Regions from separate parts of the Homo sapiens genome. Here region 2 is linked to region 1. Evidence: chromatin contacts called from ENCODE Hi-C or POLR2A ChIA-PET data. All regions are on one chromosome and are shown on one strand. Each heading gives the region's core, a stretch centred on a gene start or an enhancer-like site at or near the end of the contact. The rest is flanking DNA. Distances are from core to core; before and after follow the strand shown.

What was found. A loop is a pair of places that touch in the nucleus more often than their neighbours do. ChIA-PET counts read pairs that join two places held with the same protein, here RNA polymerase II (POLR2A). Pooled maps may share reads with other maps.
Region 2: a loop to region 1 is called in a map of sigmoid colon, with 2.3 times the contacts of the local background. The contact joins the promoter of C4orf51 here to the enhancer-like site in region 1. A Hi-C loop is called at or near these places in 1 of 168 maps with a recorded cell type or tissue (sigmoid colon) and 1 of 50 pooled maps. POLR2A ChIA-PET finds 5 or more read pairs at or near these places in 1 of 52 experiments (OCI-LY7).

What each region holds. Positions count from the first base shown.
Region 1 is chr4:145,771,053-145,775,262 of GRCh38, forward strand. ZNF827 (zinc finger protein 827) reads right to left here. Exons shown (of 15, transcript NM_001306215.2): 11 at 3,454-3,620. It also overlaps a transcript of C4orf51 not described here. Among named protein-coding and RNA genes, the nearest start is that of C4orf51, 93 kb to the left of the region's middle. Within about 2 kb of position 2,724, at least 7 of the 41 ENCODE cell types and tissues checked have a DNase peak (open chromatin) inside an H3K27ac peak, as active enhancers do.
Region 2 is chr4:145,678,399-145,683,030 of GRCh38, forward strand. C4orf51 (chromosome 4 open reading frame 51) reads left to right here and starts at 1,748. Exons shown (of 6, transcript NM_001080531.3): 1 at 1,748-2,038. The coding sequence starts at 1,806.

The sequences.
Region 1 (4,210 bases), core at 1,474-3,973:
CCTTCATTGTGAATTGACTGCTCATGTCCTCATATCCTTTGCTAATTCTTCAATTAGAGGCCTAAAGGTTTTCTTAACAGTTTATAGGAATACTCTATGTAGTAAATATATTAACCTTTTGTCATTTTTGTAAACACATTTTTTCAGACCCAGGTTTTGGTTTTGCTTCTCTTTTTCTGTTATTTTGCAAACTGAAGAAATTTTTATGTGTCAGATCTCTCGATTGTTTTCATTTGTGCTTTATTTTATCACTTAAGCTTTTACAAATCCTTCTAGCTCTGGAAGCTTGATAAATATTCTATTTTCTTCAGGCTTTTCTAGGGCTGATTTGTTAATAGGGATTCTGTAAGTTATCTGGAATTTATTTTGGTGTCAATGTGAGGTGAGGTATTGATAGTTGTATTTTCCAAATAGCCATTCAGATTCCTCAATGCCATTTATTGCAACATTTAGAAATTGCAGCAAAATTTGCACTGAAGAAGTCACAAGCACCAAAGGGGATATTTTCCCCTTGTTGATATTCTCTGCAGGGACAAGACGCCAGACAGTGGGAGAAAGAAGGTGAGGAGGGATCACTAAGCGGAAATGCCTAATGAGAGGACAGTTCCTCAGGTATCCCTTTAACATAACCACTCACAGGCATGCCTGGAGTAACACCAACCCATAAGAAAATGTGAGAAAGCATGGGTTCTGTAGGAGACTAAACAAAATGCGTGCTGTTGATTAGAGCTTATCCTGTAGATCACAACTTCACTTAGGTAACAAGATAGCGTGGCAGATTTCCTAAGGTACTGAAATAATAGGGGCCTTTTCCTAAGACAGGAAAATCAAATTAGAGAACAAGGCTCATAAAATTAGAGAATCTTAGGCCTAAGGGCATCTTCTGCGCATCTGAAAATATAGGGAACAGATGGAGGTCCAGAGAAGTTAACTGAGGTCCTACATTCACAATACTACTTATGGTACCATAGGGTCTAGAACCTGGATCGAGAATTCAGTGTGTGCTTTCCTCCATGCCAAGTAACTTCCACATAGATTACAGAAATAAGTCACTAGGACTCTAAGGTTCAAGCAAGGGCCACATCTGAATAGTTTTCTTACTTAGCATGCACAAATGTGCACAGATGAGCTTGCACACAAATATATTCATTCACTGAAGGTACATTGATTCCCCACTTGTACTGTGTAGGGCCTGCTCCAGGTGCTGAGATACAGCAGTGACTTAGATAAGCTCCCTGTTCTTGGGAATATATACTGCTATATATGTCATATAACATATATATTGCTTTATACCCTAACTTTGCAATAGTCCAACTTACTAATTTACAGATTTAGATTGATCTATTTTGGGTCAAACTGAAACATCTCAAAACTATACTAAATACAGGAAACCCTTGCTGTGAGACCATTAGCTTATAATGGGGGTCAGCAAACTACAGTCCTTGGGCTCAAATGAGCCTCCTGTTTTTATAAATAAAGTTTTATTGGAACATGGCCATGCCCACTCATTTGCATATTGTCTACGACTACTTTCAAGTTTCAACAGCCGAGTTGAGTAGTAGTGACAGAAACTGTATGACCTGAAAGCCTAAAATATTTACTATTTGCCCCTTTGAAAAAAGCTTGCAGGACCCTGGCTTATAAAATAGGTTTTAACCTTATTCTTAGAGCAGCAGCATTAAAGGCTCCTACTGAATTAAAAAAGAAACTTCTTTAATGCATTTCACTCTTGGGTGACTGTACTAACAAACAAGAATATTCTTTCCTGCTAGACAATGAGCCCTGAATCCTGCTACATCAGAGAGAACAAGATCTTTGCTTCATTCCCTGTGGTAATTACGAGGTATGTGTTTGCACTGGTTAGTTGTGAAGTTTCCACTCACGACAATTAAATGATGACAAGTCCAGCTTCTGCCTAGCCATATGGTTTCTATGGTTTCTATGGTGGTATGGGTGTGGAGGGGGCTTTGGAGCAGGATGGGAGGGAGGAAGGTTTTCAACTGGGTTCAGGTATACTTTGGAGTAAAGAGGGTTAGAACAAAGGTTAACAGAAAGGAGAAAAAAAAGACTATCTGAAAAGCCAGTGGTAATGGAAAAGAGTTTGGCCTTTTCCTCCATTAGCCACTCCAGAAATGCTGAATTTAATTTGTCTTCAACATGGGTTTCCCAGCTCACCTGCTGCCCACAGGCTAATGTGGTTACAGTCAGACAACTGACTGTAAAAATGGCACCTTCTCACTTGGCATAACGGCTCTCTGCAGACCTCCAAGTCATAGCTGCTCAATTTACTGACAAAAACAAGCTTTTATTACTGTTGGCACCACTGAGCCAAAGTGGCCAGAGAAACACAGAGAGATCCTCCTCTGCTGTGTACATCGTCAGCACAACTGTCAGGGAAATTCCCCTTCCCGAATCCTTCAAGTGCTGATGATGTGAGGGGCTGACCCAACACCCAGGGCTGGCAATCAGCAACATCAGCTCTTAATTTGTAAGCCCCGCAAATGCAGACGGAGCTCCTCCTCATTCTCACTTAATGACTCCTTGCTGGTATCATTTGTAACCATCACTTGTGAGAGTATAATTGCATGGTGAAGTCAGAATGTTAACATCAATAAATGGAAGAAGTTAACCAGAATGGCAAGAAGCTTAAATAACAGGCGAGCACTGGTGAAGCCTTGGCCATGGCCTAGACAGTGATGGGTTTGTTTCAGGAGAATCTGGTTTTCTTTGGCCGCGAACACACATGCCATGCGTCATTAAGGAGAGCGTCAGGGCTGCAGTTTCACTGGAGAGGAACAGAGCCTACAGAAGTAGGTGTGTAGTGCCCTGGCATGGGAAAACAGAAAGGTTCAAAGCTCTGCCAAGTGTTTCTCGGGGCTGTCAGAACAGCAATGATACAGAGAGCAAGCTCTGGAATGAAAACTGTTCTGGGCTGAGTTTCAGTAGTCACTGAAACTAGTGACTACTGAACTAGTGACTGAAACTAGTGACCACAGCAACCCCTAGTTGCTGACCTTGGATGGAATATCTCACCTCTGTTAAGCCTGTTTCTTCACCTGTACTGTACAGTGTGATAATAATAGTATTCACTTAGAGGGTTGCTATGGGGCTTAAATGAGAGCCAGTGTGCAAAGGCATAAGACTGGGGCATTGAAAGACTGTCACATATGGTGATGAGGAAGAGGATCAGGATGAGCAACAAGCAAAGAGCTCGGCACCTCTCAACCACATCTGAACTTGGGAGTCTTTCAGAGCAGTGAGGCACAAGGCATGCCAGGAAACAGTATTATGACTACAGGGAAATGTGGCTTTCATGCCTTGGGAAAGTCCTTCCTTCCATGGAAGGAAAAGGGCAATGTCTCAGGGCAGTGGGGATGCTTCGGCCAGGTGGCAGGTGCTCTGGGGTGCAGGGGATGGAGAAGGAGTGTGAGAAGGACAGACAGGAATGGTCACCTGTGTGCTTGGTGCCAATGTGAGTCTTTATCTCTGCTTCCTCCATGGTGACGAAGTCGCAGGCAGTGCAGCAGATCGAAAACATCCACTGCTCCTTGTCCACGTGGAGTGACATGTGGCTGACAAACTGGACATTGAGCTCGGTCTCAAATCCACACACGTGACAACTACATGAAAGGGTAAAAGAAAAGAGGGGGAGAGAAAAGGGTGACACATACTTCTAAATGTAGGCTGTCCATTTATACACAGTACACTCAAGAAAACTGGAATTTGAAACACATTTGTCTCTCCACCAAAAGGTTTTGCATTAGAAAATTCTTCTGCTTTCTGGGATGCCTCTAAAGTAGTCACTGTGCCAAAGAGACTAAGGGCCAGCATCATGTAACAATCACATATGTGTTATAATGATGCTAAATAATCATAAAGTTAATTTAAAACTATGGATTCCAGATGCTGCACATCACCTAATTGATTTCCTTTGGGCAAAGAGATGTGGGGTAGCATTGCCAAGGTATTTAGTGGTGCCGGTCCACTGATAAACTCGGAGAGCACCTCATAGTCCAGGAACCTCTCTCTGGCTCTGGAAACCTTCCCTAGTAGCAATGAAAGCACCTACAGTTTGTTGTATGGCACTCCAAGCAAGAGGCTACTCTATCCGGGACAACTTCTGATAGAAGCCACCCACTGCTAGAGACATTTCCTGCAAAAGCAAGTTTCCACCAATCAGTATGGCAACTCTCTAGGACAAGATTTGACA
Region 2 (4,632 bases), core at 498-2,997, 94 kb before region 1:
ACACCATTCTCCTGCCTCAGCCTCCCAAGTAGCTGGGACTACAGGCGCCCGCTACCACACCTGGCTAATTTTTTTATTTTTTAGTAGAGACAGGGTTTCACCGTGTTAGCCAGGATGTCTCGATCTCCTGACCTCGTGATCTGCCCGCCTCAGCCTCCCAAAGTTCTGGGATTACAGGCATGAGCCACCGTGCCTGGCCTCCTTGTAGAGATTTTTATTTTATTTTATTTCATTTTATTTTATTATATTTTATTTTTGTTTGAGATGGTGTCTTGCTCTGTCACCCAGACTGGAGTGCAGTGGCACAATCTTGGCATCTCTGCAAGCTCCACCTCTGGGTTCACGCCATTCTCCTGCCTCAGCCTCCTGAGTAGCTGAGACCACAGGCACCCTCCACCACGCCAGGCTAATTTTTTGTATTTTTAGTAGAGATGGGGTTTCACCATGTTAGCCAGGATGGTCTCAATCTCCTGACCTCGTGATCTGCCTGCCTCAGCCTCCCAAAATGCTGGGATTACAGGCGTGAGCCACCGTGCCCAGCCTCCTTGTAGAGATCTTCCATCTCCTTTGTAAGTTGTATTCCTAAGTATTTTATTTATTTATTTATTTTGTAACTGTTATAAAAGGGGTTGAGTTCTTGATTTGATTCTCAACTTGGTCGCTGTTGGTTTATAACAGTGCTACTGATTTGTGTACATTGATTTTGTATCCTGAAACTTTACTGAATTCATTTATCAGATCTAGAAGCTTTTTGGATGAGTCTTTAGGATTTTCTAGGTATATGATCATATCATCAGTGAGCAGCAACTGTTTGACGTCCTCTTTACTGATTTGCATGTCCTTTATTTCTTTCTCTTGTCTGATTGCTCTGGCTAGGACTTCCAGTACTATGTTGAATAGAAGTAGTGAAAGTGGACATCCTTGTCCTTTTCCAGTTCTCAGGAGGAATGCTTTCAACTTTTCCCCATTCAGTATAATGTTGGCTGTGGGTTTTACATAGATGGCTTTTAGTATTTTGAGGTATGTCCCTTCTATGCCAATTTTGCCTCAAGTTTTAATCCTAAAGGGATGCTGGATTTTGTCAAATGTTTTTTCCGTGTCCATGACCTTAATTCTTAACCCTGGCTGCTCTTTAGAATCCTCCAGGATTAAGCTTTAAACAAATAGTGATGCCTGGGCCCTACTCCACATGAACTAAATCAGAATCTCTGTGGTGGGGGCGTGGACTCCTGCTTATTTTAACAGCTTCCAGGGTGACTCTAGTGTGCAGCCAGCCAGAGCACCACTACTCTGTGACATATGAGAAGCTGTTGAGTCACCTGCTATTGTTGACATTACAAGCAGTTCATGTTCTCTTCCAGACACTTGGAGGTCTTTAGGAGAAGTGAATGCTTGGCACTGTTCTTTCATCTCTTGTTTCCACTTCTTGAACCACCATCATTAAGAATTACTGCTTTATTCATGATAGCAGTAAAATACAAATAATTTTGCCACCTGCTTTCTTGCCATAATTATGAAGCAGCATATTTCATATTTCTTAGAGCAAAATCCAGAAAGTTATATAACTTACAAATTTGTTAGTTAAAATTTACCTCCCTTGGGAGGCAAGGGGATAGCATTTGTGGAATTTTGTGATCTGTTGCTTGGCAACTATATCTAAGACAGTTAAGCTTCTGCACTCTGTGAACTGTTGAGTCACAAAGTTTGGTGAGCCCAGTCAATTGCTTCCTGCTACTAGAAGGAAATTAATTCTTCATTATGCAGAGGACTTGACAAGTTGTTTTCCAGAGAGGCCGTTCGTAGTTATGTCACACTACTTCTACTTGACTCCACAAATTCTTCTGCCCTTTAGCCCTCTTACTTCTCAAGAGTTTGATCTGATCAGACGCAAGGCTGGAGCATCTTGGCAGGATGAAACACGATGGTCAGATTCTTCCGTGACAACATACACAGGCAGTTACCGGAAAAAACAACTGGACAAGTCCATGTGCAGCCAATTTTCTTTTAGAGCAGGACAGCATGAGCCTGAGTGTAAACAGTAAGATTTCTTTGTAATTTGCACCTGGATATATCACTATAAATAGACAAGAGTGCTCTTAGAAGAAAGAGGTATTGTAGACCCTGAGAGACTTCATAGACTTTAACCCTCTGTATTTTCTTTTGTAAATGTCAGCAGGAAGAAGAGCTAAATGTCAGTGACCAGCTGAAATTATGATCCTATTCTCTATTTAGTATTCCTAAAATTACATATAACTACCTAGTCCTGAAAGGATATGGATATGAATATTTGACTAAATTTTGGGTATTTGGGGTTCTCTTTTCAGCAAAAAGGTGCTCCTGAGAATTTCATTTTGTTTCTTGTTTGGTTTTCTGGCTTTCAGGAGCTTAAAACTTCCTTCAGAGGAGGAAGAAATTCATGAAATCCTTCCCTACTCCCTACCTGTGGTTATTGCATTTTCTGAGTGTTTTCTGTAAGCCAGGCCCTGTGATAAGCCCATAATCAAAAAAATTAACTTCAGTTTATAAAGTGACTGGAACTAGGGAAATAAGTAATCAGCACAAAGTAAGGAGATTTTGTGGGTGTCTGGTGAGGGAGGGAGTGTTGTGTGTCTGAAGAGAGCTCAGTAAAATAGGTTTCCTCCAAGCTGGTTTGAAAGGCAGGCGAGGTGGGGAATGGAAAAGCACACTGCATGGAGAAAGAACCATTTAGCCCCAAGCACTGTCAAGGAGCTGCAAGGAGCTAAGTACATTTGAGAAAGTATAAGTGGGGATGTGGAAAAATGTCAGGACTTGTTATGAAATCTATCCATCTGTATATATTAATTGGTAAATATTTTATCCAAATTCTTGGAACATATTTGATAATCAGTTGAATTATTAACCTCAACTTCAGATAAGAGCAATAACCCACATAATACCCTGATAAATATTAGTTATATTTCCATCCAGACCTTTCCAAATCATCAAAACAAGTACTTAAAGATAAAATGTCTCAGAAGTACTTCTCAATTGGGTGCCTTATCTGGTTTAGTCCAACAAAGTATAATTTCTGCATTTTTAAAATAACTCTCAAGTATATTGACACTTAATTAGCTTTGGACATCCCTTTGCTACTTTTTCTGTGATACTTGAGGTTCATCTTGGCCAGGTAGTGAAGTTGTCTTAGTCCATTTTCTGCTTCTATAACACAATACCACAGACTGGGTAACTTATAAATAATAGAAGTTTATTTGGCTCAGGGTTATTGGAGAATGAGTAGTCCAAGAACATGGTGCCAGCATCTGGTGAGGCTCATCTTATTGCAGAGGGTGAAAGGTGGAAGAGAGCACTTATGATAGAGAGAGATACCAGAAACTGAACTTGCTTTATAAACAGCCTCCTCTTGAGATAACTAACCTGCTCATATGATTAATCTATTTGTGGAGGTTCCACACTTATGACCTAGTCACCTCTTATTAGTCCTTACCTCCCAAAACTATTGCATTGGGGATTAAATTTCTAACACATGAACTTTTGAGTGACACACTCAAACCATAACAGGAGTCTTTAAGCACTGCTGAGGTCCTGTCTGAAAATAGTGTTTGAAAGAAAGATGGTATCCAAACAGATCCATTTACCAGAGTAGGAAAAAAGGTACTATATTTAATAACTCTGAAAAAAATGCAGGAATAGGACATCTGGTGAAAATGTATAGGACCTGGAATTTTTTCCTATTCAGAGAGTGATCATTATGTGAATCATTCCAACCAAGGCGGCCTGTGACATTGCAAAACACAAAAGAGCATGAGCTTGTGAGGTTCATCTGTTTTTGGAACCTCAGAAATGTAAATATATTCTTTGCACAATTATTTCTTATTCTATTAGAAGCTAAGAAGAAGCAAGTGTTATAAATGAAGATGAAGCACAAATTGAGCTCATTTTGAAAGTACTGATTATATTCTAAATTTGCTTTGTTTTTAATCTTTTTCATGGCTAATTTTAGCCCCAAGGACAAATGTCTTTTTAAGTTCTGAGCAAAAGCTATTTGATTAAAATTCCATAAGGCTATAGAGAGACATTTTACATTGCTATAAAGTCAGAATGGTCCAAGGAGAATTACTGGGACAAAACATAAAATGACTGATCATTTAAAGTGGGTTAAGTCAGGAAAGTACTAAAATACACAAAACATTATACATTACACTTTTTATTCATCTTATTTATTTACCACATACATTGAATATTCATATTGTGTGAGATAGAAGAAACTTGGTAAAAGTCTTGATCATTTGGTTCTGAACCAGTTTTAACCGCAGATATGTAAATTTATAAACGTAATCAAAAGGATTCCGAATTTGGAGAATGAAATTAGTGTGATACAGACCTTAAGCTATTATGAAATATTGGTGTCAATCCCAGTTGTCTGCCATGGTTAAAATAAGGGAAGGGTCACATTTTGGAATTCCTAAGACAGGAACGTGGCTCAAGTATAAATTATTAAGTCTTGATTCTTTCTGTATTCAAGACAAGGAATGAAATGGCATACAAATTGGGAACAAATAAAACTGTCTTTGTTTGCAGATGACATTATCATCTACATAGAAAATCTGAAAGAATCAGCAAAAATAAAAAAATTTTAAAAAAAAATCCCGG